Regions from separate parts of the Homo sapiens genome. Here region 1 is linked to region 2. The links are chromatin loops, found by intact Hi-C in ENCODE. Cell type or tissue: PC-9. All regions are shown on one strand. Links, peaks and the distances in the headings refer to the core of each region. The heading gives the core; the rest is flanking DNA. Region 1 overlaps LL0XNC01-250H12.3 (a long non-coding RNA gene). Region 2 has its middle 15 kb from the start of RAB9B.

Region 1 (5,401 bases), core at 199-5,198, 330 kb after region 2:
ACTGTCTAACAGGATGTCATTACTATTACTTTCTTCACTCCCCTGTGTGTTTTCTTGCATGACTTCACTTAGGGAGTCTAAATAGCACTACCTTGATGAGTGTCAGTGTGGCAATATTTATCAAAAACCTACATATGGACACACTGTTTGCACAAACAATTTCCCTTGAACAAGTTTATCTTCAGAATGTAAGGAAGGATGTGGATAAGGATATGGTAAAAAGAACTGCTATTCTGATAATTCCCTTCCTTTACTTCTGGGCCTTGTGAAGCCTGAAAGAACCAGTCCTTCAAGATAAATCCTGGGTGTTTAACTGGGCCTAAATTCAAATTAGAGCCAAGTGGCCATTTGCTGAGTAGAGGTCACACATGACTTCGAGTTCCCAGAAAACCTGAAAGTCTGCTTAACTTTGGGACTTTCATAGCTGCCTGTTCCTTTTTATGGTGCTTGAACCAACCAATAAGCTTTCACCTATGTCAACCAATCAGAACTAAGCAAGTTGGAATCCTTCATTTGCATAAGTTGACCTGAGTGGGAACCTGGGTGAGAATTTTCTTCATAAAAGACAAACCTTCCCTTTGTCCTCTGGAACACACCTTCATTTTATACTGAAGGCTACATCTCCCCGATTTGCAAACTATTCACTGGAATAAAGTCTCTTTCCTCTAAATTCCTTTTCAGAGAACTTTTGTTCTCAGCCTGAATTTAGGAAGGGAGACCAAATGAGATGCAAAGCCATGAAGGAAAAGAAGGAAGCAGAGGAAAATGTGGTTGTCATCACACACACAATCACGCCAGCACATACACAATCACACACACACACACACACACATTTATACATGGACCAGGCTCTTTTTATCACAATACTAGTATTCTTCTATGACAGTTTGGTGAGTTCCAAGAGGACACATTTGGCTCACCAGTCCAAACAGCCACAGGAACTGTGCCCGGAACTGTGCCCTTCAGCGGAGCACATACTTTGAAAAGATGCCATCGACACAGTGTTGACATTAGGGAGTATCAGAACACTCTGAATAACATGGAGTTCTGAAAATTATGTTACATCCACAGCATGAAATTGTAGGTAAGCAATAAAATGAGTTACAATGAAGACAATGATGAGAGAGAATTTTTTGCCTATCAGATTAGCTACCATGCCCATTATTTCAATGTGTGTAGAAACAGGCACTTTCATACTGTGATGTTAGTGTTACTGAGCAATGGGCTTGGTCACCAATGCACATAGAAGCCAATACTATGGCACTAGCTTTTGAGGAAAGAAAAAGCTTTATTGCAAGGTCGACCAGCAAGGAGACAGGACCAGCAACACTCAAATCTGTTTCCTCGAGCTGGGGTCTGAAGGCAGAGAGTAACTATGGGGGACATAGGGAAATGCAACCAGGCATGATCTGATTGGATCATGCAAAGAAGTGGTGCCAAGTCCTTGGCTTTTAAGTTTGTACTGGGAAAAAAACAGGGAACCACTCACTTCTCATTTTGGTCCTCATTTCTCAATCTGAATACTTAGATTCCACATGTGGTTGACATTTTCTGTTCTGGCCAGTTCCAGGTTCACCAATCAGGCATACTTGGTTCATCTGGGCATGCTCAGGTTATATGACTTGCAACCTGGGGATCCACTGCATCTAAAAAACAACTCATCACTTTGTTACAAAGTCAAAGCATATTGAACGGTTCTGTGGTTACATTAGGAATGTAAATTAGTAGTAGTATTTTGAACCATTATGTTAATATAAAATGTTCTAATTTCCAGGGTTTTGAAAGGACTCTTCAGGAGCTTATAAAGAAATGCTTTAAAAGATATCTGCATATATAAAAGCTGGTGTTAAGTATACTATTGTCTGTAATAGAAACTATATTAAAAGGAATTAAATTTTCACCACTAGAGTACTGGGAAAATAAAGTTTAGGGCATCATATGATGAAACACCAACTCTATACAAAAAATTGAAATTGAATTTGAAAGATGGTCATAGTAAAGGCAAACACAGGTTACAAAAGTCCTAAGTAGTATGGCCGGGTGCAGTGGCTGACATCTGTAATCCCAGCACTTTGGAAGACGGAGGTGAGCGGATCCCTTGAGCTCAGGATTTCGAGACCAGTTTGGGTAACATGGTGAAATCCTGTCTCTACAAAAAATATAAAAATTAGTCAGGGGTGGCCGGGCGCGGTGGCTCACGCCTGTAATTCCAGCACTTTGGGAGGCCGAGGCGGGCAGATCACGAGGTCAGGAGATTGAGACCATCCTGGCGAACACGGTGAAACCCTGTCTCTACTAAAAATACACACACAAAAAATTAGCCGGGCGTGGTGGTAGGCGCCTGTAGTCCCAGCTACTCCGGAGGCTGAGGCAGGAGAATGGCGTGAACCCGGGGGACCGAGCTTGCAGTGAACCGAGATGGCGCCACTGCACTCCAGCCTGGGAGACAGTGAGACTCCGTCTCAAAAAAAAAAAAAAAAAATTCGTTAGGGGTGGTGGCTCACACCTGTAGTCCCAGCTACTTGGGAGGCTGTGGCTGGAGGATCGCTCAAGCCTGGGAGGCAGAGGTTGCAGTGAGCTGTGATTGCACCACTGCACTCCAGCCTGGGTGACGAGAAAAACCCCACAAAAGTCAGAAGTAGTTCTGTATCTATTTTTGCTTGTATAGGTCTATTGCTATATATCCATAGGTCTGAAAGCATAAAAATAAAAATGATTTTTTTTATTCCTCTCAAATATAGCTTTCTATTTAGCATAGTAAGAGGCTGGACTTTCTGTTTGGCCATCAGTATCCCTGAACACTGGATATACTTCTGTTCCACCCAGACTTATAGAAAGCTCTGTGGGGTGGGCTTGGGCCACAACCCCTTCCTCCCACTTTCCTGCTCCCGGATGTTCAAGCTGCAGTTTAGGCTTCTGTCACGAGGGGGCACTAACATATCACCATTATCAGACTGCAAAGCAATATATACAATGAGCAAAAAGGTGGGAATTGAACAGTGAGATCACATGGACACAGGAAGGGGAATATCACACTCTGGGGACTGTTGTGGGGTGGGGGGAGGGGGGAGGGATAGCATTGGGAGATATACCTAATGCTAGATGACGAGTTAGTGGGTGCAGCGCACCAGCATGGCACATGTATACATATGTAACTAACCTGCACATTGTGCACATGTACCCTAAAACTTTAATAAAAAAAAAATTAAAAAAAAAAAAAAGAAATACCATACCTCCCTTAAAACACAGCTTGTGAACCTATTTTCAAAATTTTCTGTCTGAAAAAACTGACAGATGCAAAAGAACACTAAATAAATATACTCTGGGGGCATCCATACTATGAAACACCAGGTAGCTCTAGCACACATTGGGAGCCACCGGCTGGCATAGGACAGCACAGGGGCAGGCGTAAGGTGACTAAGAAATGATGAGGGAGGTGGAACTGAGTCTGGGTGGCTGTGTCCACAGTGTCCCAGAGAGGGGATGACTGAAAGTGGGTGGAGAAGGTCTGGGAAGCCTGTACAGGAGTGGGGTAACGGAGGGCAAACTGCCTGCTCTCTGGGAGGGAGGGACCCCTCTACAGTGTGGACACCTCAACCTACCCTGAGGAAGGAAAAGATAAATCAGTGAATGCGATGAGATTCTTGGAGCACCATAATGCAACTGCTTTAAAATATATATTATATATATATATACAATATATAATATATATCATATATACACAATATATAATATATCACATACATACAATATAATATATTACATACAATATATAATACACCACATACATACAATATATATCACATACATACAATATGTAATATATCACATACATACATTATATATAACATATTATATATAACATATATTATATATGCAATATATAATATATACACGATATATATGTAATATATTACATATGATATATAATATATACAATATATAACATATATAATATATATAATATAATATATAATACACATTACATACACACAATATATTATATATACAATATATAATATATTATATATAATATATACTATATACACAATATATGATATATACACAATATATGATATATTATATATACAATATAATATATTGTATATATGATATATAATATATAGTATATAAATAAATAAAATTCATATAGTTTGTATAAATTCATAAATATATTTATATAAATAAATAAAATATATGAATTTTGCACACAGAATTATGATCATGGTAAACAAACCATTTTAAGTCCTTCGTTACTCTACAAAATATACTCCTTTTTATTAAAAAAAAAAAAATAAAGAGATCGATGCCATCTGGTGCCCAGAGACAGGATTGCATCTCTGTCAGCCAAGGGCCTCGGTAAGAGGGAAAGAGGGATGGAGTTTGGGAATTTGGCTCCCAGAAGGTATCAGCTGGAGTCTTCCGGAATTATTCAGCTCATGGTAGCTGTCTCTCTGTATCCACTATTTTCTGGGATATCTAAAACTGATATTGGTTCCATCCCCTGTCTGAATTAAAGGTAAAGCTGCACGTATGTTTATTTGGGTGATAGAGCAAGAGAAGATACACACACACACACACACACACACTCACACACATAGACATTATCAATTCCATTTTTATCTACTTTGTCTCAATACAAAATTGAATACAATGAATGTACTTTCGAATTAATGAAATACATTACAATTACTGTTGCCAATCTATTCAAAAGTATTTATTGAAATGCTTTTTTCCCTAAATACAAAATTTCAAACAATGTATAAAAGTATATTTATAAATTGAAATGAATCTGCATATCTCACTGGCCTGAAGCCTACCCTCTGACCCAAAAGGGTCTGTTGTCAACAGAATGGTGCATACTCTCCAGATGTGTCCCTGTAGGTGAGGTGCACGCAAACACACAATCTGTTCCAAAAGTGAATCACAGTACTAATTTTTTTTGCAACTTTTTTCTTCCACATAATATTCTCTTGAAGATTTATATTTGCATCTTATTAGTACTTCCAGTTTTGACATATTTTAACATGTTTATTGTTCATGTACATTTTAATGAGAATGTCTGTTGAAAACAGCTGCCAGTCATTTTGTTACAGAATGTGGTTCACAAATCATGGATACTAACCCAGTATCTGAGATGTAGTTTGCAAATGTTTTCTCCCTTAAGTTAAAAAATGTTTAGCCTTATTTTTACTGAGAAAGTGTTTTAAATGTCAATAATGTGACAAAAATATACAGGTCATAATTTAAAAAGAAAAAATGTTGAATAACACCATGAGGAGCAGGCGCTATCAGCCTGCAGGGAGATTAGAACATTCAGAGCCCTGGAGACATCAAGAGAAAATGATACAACTTTGGAGTATTCCAGAGTTAGCTGATGATCACAGGACAACTAGGTTGT
Region 2 (5,401 bases), core at 344-5,343:
CTTGGGGGGTTAGGATTTCAACCTATGAATTTTGGAGGGGGACAAAAAGATTCAGAGCATAGCATACACCTTTTGATAAAACGTTAATGTGCATGATTTGGGATATTCACTAATGTTTTCTTTTTCCAAACTGGTCATTTTAATTTCCTCAAGTTTCCATCACCAAAAGAGCTCTCATTCTTTACTACTTTCTCTTTAAGAGAAGGAAGGGATAATGACAAAAGCTAGGCATGTTTATGGAATAAAGGAAAAATTATTAAATGCCTTCTTACTGATATGCTTGCCAAAACTGGTGAGCAAGGATCTCTTATTCTGCTAGTGATGGTAGTGGTAATAATGTGTGAAAGGGTTTTTTTTTAAGGGGGCAAGAAGTTACTTAATATTTTCCCAGTGAAAATAAGCATCTTCACAGCTCAAGATGTGGCGTCGTCACCTGTAGTCATATAGAAACTGCTGCAGTGATCTTTGTGTCTTCATAAATCTCTTTGCCTTCTCCAAGGAAACACAGAGAATGATGATTCAGTTATATATAAATGTCTTTTTAAACAGTGGGTTTTGTGTGTGCAAGCATGTGTATTTTTAAGTAATCTGTCAGTTCCTTTCGTGCTGTATGAACTATGGGTAAATGTATAATGGTCTCACTATAACACTCCTGAATTTTAATCAGACCTGCCAAGCTGTGCCACATCTAGTTAACTGATTGATAAAAAGAATTGGGAAATGCTGCCTTAATGAAAGAAATAGCTCTTAATTCAACATTAGCTATATTGATTAGAGTAAAAATACAAATCACACTTTCCTGTGGTGCATTCATGAGGAAGCAAGAAACAGGCTCATATCATCTCTTTTCTCTTACGTTGTTCCTGGCTGCCTTAGAAACGACATATCCAAGGGTGTGTCCTGTAATATATTGCTCAACATAGAGTCTGTTAATAGATGAACAAGTGCCAGTAGCCTCTGAGTTCTCTCTTTTTCCATTTGTTCCCTGCTAGAAAACTTAGAGTGACCGATAAATGCTTTAAAATGTTCTTTTTTTCTGATTACAAAAGCCATACACATCCACCGTAGAAAAATGAAGTAATGAAAGAAATAGAAAAGCAAGATTTAAAAAATTAAAGTCATCTGTAATGTAATCCTATTAACCTGAGATAAGCAGATTTTAACATTTTAGTGTAGATTTTAATATATTTATGTATTTTTAAAATTGATTTGATACTGCACACACTGTAATCTTTTTTACTTAATATATATCTATAGTACTTAACTTTTCTCTAAGACATATATTCTTCTAAGATTATATTTGCTGTTTGCATAATATTGTATTGAAGGGTTTACCACAATTACCCATATTGCTAAACTTTTAATAAAACACTTATTGCTAGACATTTAGGTTGTTTTACAGCTGCCTTCTTTTCATAAAATAAAGCATCAGTGAAGTTCCTTAATATCAATCTTAACTCTCACCTCTGTTTATTTCCTACTAGTAAAATTTCTAGGTCAAAGATTATGAATTTTTTATTAATTTTAATATATACTGGCAAATTGGCCTCTAGAAACTTATCCCAAATGACATCAACACCAGTAGAATAAGAGGAAGACTATCTTTCCAACACCCAAACGTATGGACTATTATCTTCCTTTTTAACCCCATATGTGCAGTCTGATGGGTGAAAAAATGATCTCATGCTGTCATTTACATTTATTTAATTTTTTGAGAGTAATTGTTTATACATTCATTGGCCATTTTTATTTTTCCTTGAGTGAATGGACCCTTATGGGGGTTGGGGAACATTCATTTTTGTTTCTTATTGATTCCAAGGAAATCTTTTTTTATATTGTGGGTATTAACCTTTGATCTTATCCACATTGCTAGTTTTCTGCAATCCCCTCCCATAGATCTTGCCTTTTAATTTTGTTTATGGTATTTTAAAAATATACTGCCATATTATAGAAAAGGTTATGTTCTGATAAATTAGAAAACTGGTGGGTTGGGGAAAGAGAGGTGCTTATTTGATTTGTCCTTTGTTTCTGATTATACTCGAGACTACTTTTGTTTAGAAAGGTTATGAATCTAAGCTTTGGTCACCATGATAAAAGAATTGCTAGAAATAAAAAATATTCATTCATCCAGATGCTTTAATTGCATGATGTCAAATGACTGGTTTGAATTGAGTCTACTGCTGTAATAATCAGATTATTCTGAAGCCTTGTGTTAAATATAAATGCAGAGATAGAAACAGTTCCACTTTCAACCACAAGGGGGCAATAAAGACCGGTTAGTGTTCCGCCATAGACTAAACTTATATATATGTGTGCATATATATAGTATATATAGAGAGAGTATATATATATATTATATGTATACTTTAATTTCTGGGTTACATGTGCAGAACGTGCACATTTGTAACATAGGTATACACGTGCCATGGTGGTTTGCTGCACCCTTCATCCCATCACCTACATTAGGTAGTTCTCCTAATGTTATCCCTCCCCTAGCCCCCAACCCTTGACAGGCCACAGTGTGTGATGTTCCCCTCCCTGTGTCCACGTGTTCTTATTGTTCGACTCCCACTTATGAGTAAGAACATGCGGCGTTTGGTTTTCTGATCTTGTGATAGTTTGCTGAGAATGATAGTTTCCAGCTTCATCCATGTCCCACAAGAGGACACAAACTCATCCTTTTTCATGGCTGCATAGTATTCCATGGTGTATATGTGCCACATCTTCTTAATCCAGTCTATCATTGATGGACATTTGGGTTGGTTCCAAGTCTTTTCTACTGTGAATAGTGCCACAATAATCATACGTGTACATGTGTCTTTATAACAGAATGATTTATAATCCTTTGGGTACATGTCCTGTAATAGAATTGCTGGGTCAAAAGGTATTTCTAGTTCTAGATCCTTGAGGAATTGCCACACCATCTTCCACAATGGTTGAACTAATTTATACTCCCACCAACAGTGTAAAAGCGTTTCTATTTTTCCACAACCTTTCCAGCATCTGTTGTTTCCTAACTTTGTAATGATTGCCATTCTAACTGGCTTGAGAAGGTATCTCATTGTGGTTTTGATTTGCATTTCTCTAATGACCAGTGATGATGAGCATTTTTATATGTATGTTGGCTGAATAAATGTCTTCTTTTGAGAAGTGTCTGTTCATATCCTTCACCCACTTTTTGATGGGGTTGTTTGATTTTTTCTTGTAAATTTGTTTAAATTCTGTATAGATTCTGGATATTAGCCCTTTGTCAGATGGATAGATTGCAAAAATTTTCTCCCATTCTGTAGGTTGCCTGTTCACTCTGATAATAGTTTATTTTTCTGTGCAGAAGCTCTTTAGTTTAATTAGATCCCATTTGTCAATTTTGGCTTTTGTTGCCATTGCTTTTGGTGTTTTAGACTTGAAGTCTTTGCCCATGCCTATGTCCTGAATGGTATTGCTCAGGTTTTTTTCTAGGATGTTTATGGTCCTAGGTCTTACGTTTAAGACTTTAATCCATCTTGAATTAATTTTTGTATAAGGTGTAAGGAAGGGGTCTAGTTTCAGCTTTCCACATATGGCTAGCCAGTTTTCCCAGCACCATTTATTAAATAGGGAATCCTTTCCCCATTTCTTATTTTTGTCAGGTTTGCCAAAGATCAGATGGTGGTAGATGTGTGGTGTTATTTCTGAGACCTCTGTTCTGTTCCATTGGTCTATATATCTGTTTTGGTACCGGTACCATGCTGTTTTGGTTACTGTAGTCTTGTAGTAAAGTTTGAAGTCAGGTAGCTTGATGCCTGCAGCTTTGTTCGTCTTGCCCAGGATTGTCTTGGCTATGCGAGCTCTTTTTTGGTTCCATATGAAGTATAAAGTAGTTTTTTCCAACTCTGTGAAGAAAGTCATTGATAGCTTGATGGGGATAGCATCGAATCTATAAATTACTTTGGGCGGTAAGACCATTTTCATGATATTGATTCTTCATATCCATGTGCGTGGAATGTTTTTCCATTTGTTTGTGTCCTCTCTTATTTCCTTGAGCAGTGGTTTGTAGTTCTTGAAGGGGTCCTTCACATCCTGTGTAAGTTGTATTCCTAGGCACTTTATTCTCTTTGTAGCAATGGTGAATGGGAGTTCACTCATAGTTTGGCTCTCTGTTTGTCTGTTATTGGTGTATAGGAATGCTTGTGATTTTTGCACATTGATTTTGTATCCTTAGACTTTGCTGAAGTTGCTCATCAGCTTGAGAAGATTTTGGGCTGAGACAATGGTGTTTTCTAAATATACAATCATGGCATCTGCAAACAGAGACAATTTGACTTCCTCTCTTCCTATTTGAATACCCTGTATTGCTTTTTCTTGCCTGATTGCCCTGGCCAGAACTTCTAATACTATGTTGAATAGGAGTGGTGAGAGAGGGCATCCTTGTCTTGTGCCAGTTTTCCAAGGGAATGCTTCCTGTTTTTGCCCATTCAGTATGATATTGGCTGTGGGTTTGTCATAAATAGCTCTTATTATTTTGGGATACGTTCCATCGATATTGAGAGTTTTTAGCATGAAATGCTGTTGAATTTTGTCAAAGGACTTTTCTGCATCTATGGATATAATCATGTGGTTTTTATCATTGGTTCTGTTTATGTGATGGATTACCTTTATTGATATGTGTATGTTGAACCAGCCTTGCATCCCAGGGATGAAGCCAACTTGATTGCAGAGGATAAGGTTTTTGATGTGCTGCTGGACTCGGTTTGCCAGTATTTTGTTGAGGATTTTCACATCGATGTTCATCAGGGATACTGGCCTAAAATTCTCTTTTTTTGTTGTGTCTGTCTCTGCCAGGCTTTGGTATCAGGATGATGCTGGTCTCATAAAATGAGTTAGGGAGGATTCCCTCTTTTTCTATTGTTTGTAATAGTTTCAGAAGGAATGGTGCCATCTCCCCTTTGTACCTCTGGTAGAATTCGGCTGTGAATCCATCTAGTCCTGGACTTTTTTTTGGTTGGTAGGCTATTAATTATTGTCTCAATTTCAGAACCTGTTATTGGTCTATTCAGAGATTCAACTTCTTTGTGGTTTGTCTTGGGAGGGTGTATGTGTCCAGGAATTTATCCATTTCTTCTAGATTTTCTAGTTAATTTGCATAGAGGTGTTATAGTATTCTCTGATGGTAGTTTGTATTTCTGTGGGATCAGGGGTGATATCCCATTTATCATTTTTTATTGCGTGTATTTGATTCTTCTCTCTTTTCTTCTTTATTAATCTTGCTAGCAGTCTACCTATTTTGTTGGTCTTTTCAAAAAAACACCTCCTGGATTCATTGATTTTTTTAAGGGTTTTTTGTGTCTCTATCTCCTTCAGTTCTGATCTGATCTTAGTTACTTCTTGTCTTCTGCTAGCTTTTGAATTTGTTTGCTCTTCC

The links. Peaks named below come from ENCODE experiments on the same cell type or tissue, not always from the same donor. Only the 100,000 strongest peaks of a DNase experiment are listed, where the experiment ranks them.
Region 1: a loop joins it to region 2, with 15 times the contacts of the local background. A loop is called at or near these places in 6 of 110 quality-filtered maps.

What each region holds. Positions count from the first base shown.
Region 1 is chrX:103,487,459-103,492,859 of GRCh38, reverse strand. All of the region lies in intron 5 of LL0XNC01-250H12.3 (a long non-coding RNA gene), which reads right to left. Among named protein-coding and RNA genes, the nearest start is that of RAB40A, 29 kb to the left of the region's middle. In PC-9, for the core only: CTCF peaks have their summits at 2,891 (motif pointing right) and 4,340 (motif pointing left); no DNase peak of the experiment used is centred there.
Region 2 is chrX:103,814,536-103,819,936 of GRCh38, reverse strand. It overlaps a transcript of RAB9B not described here. Among named protein-coding and RNA genes, the nearest start is that of RAB9B, 15 kb to the left of the region's middle. In PC-9, for the core only: CTCF peaks have their summits at 2,042 and 2,244 (motif pointing right); a DNase peak (open chromatin) is centred at 2,236.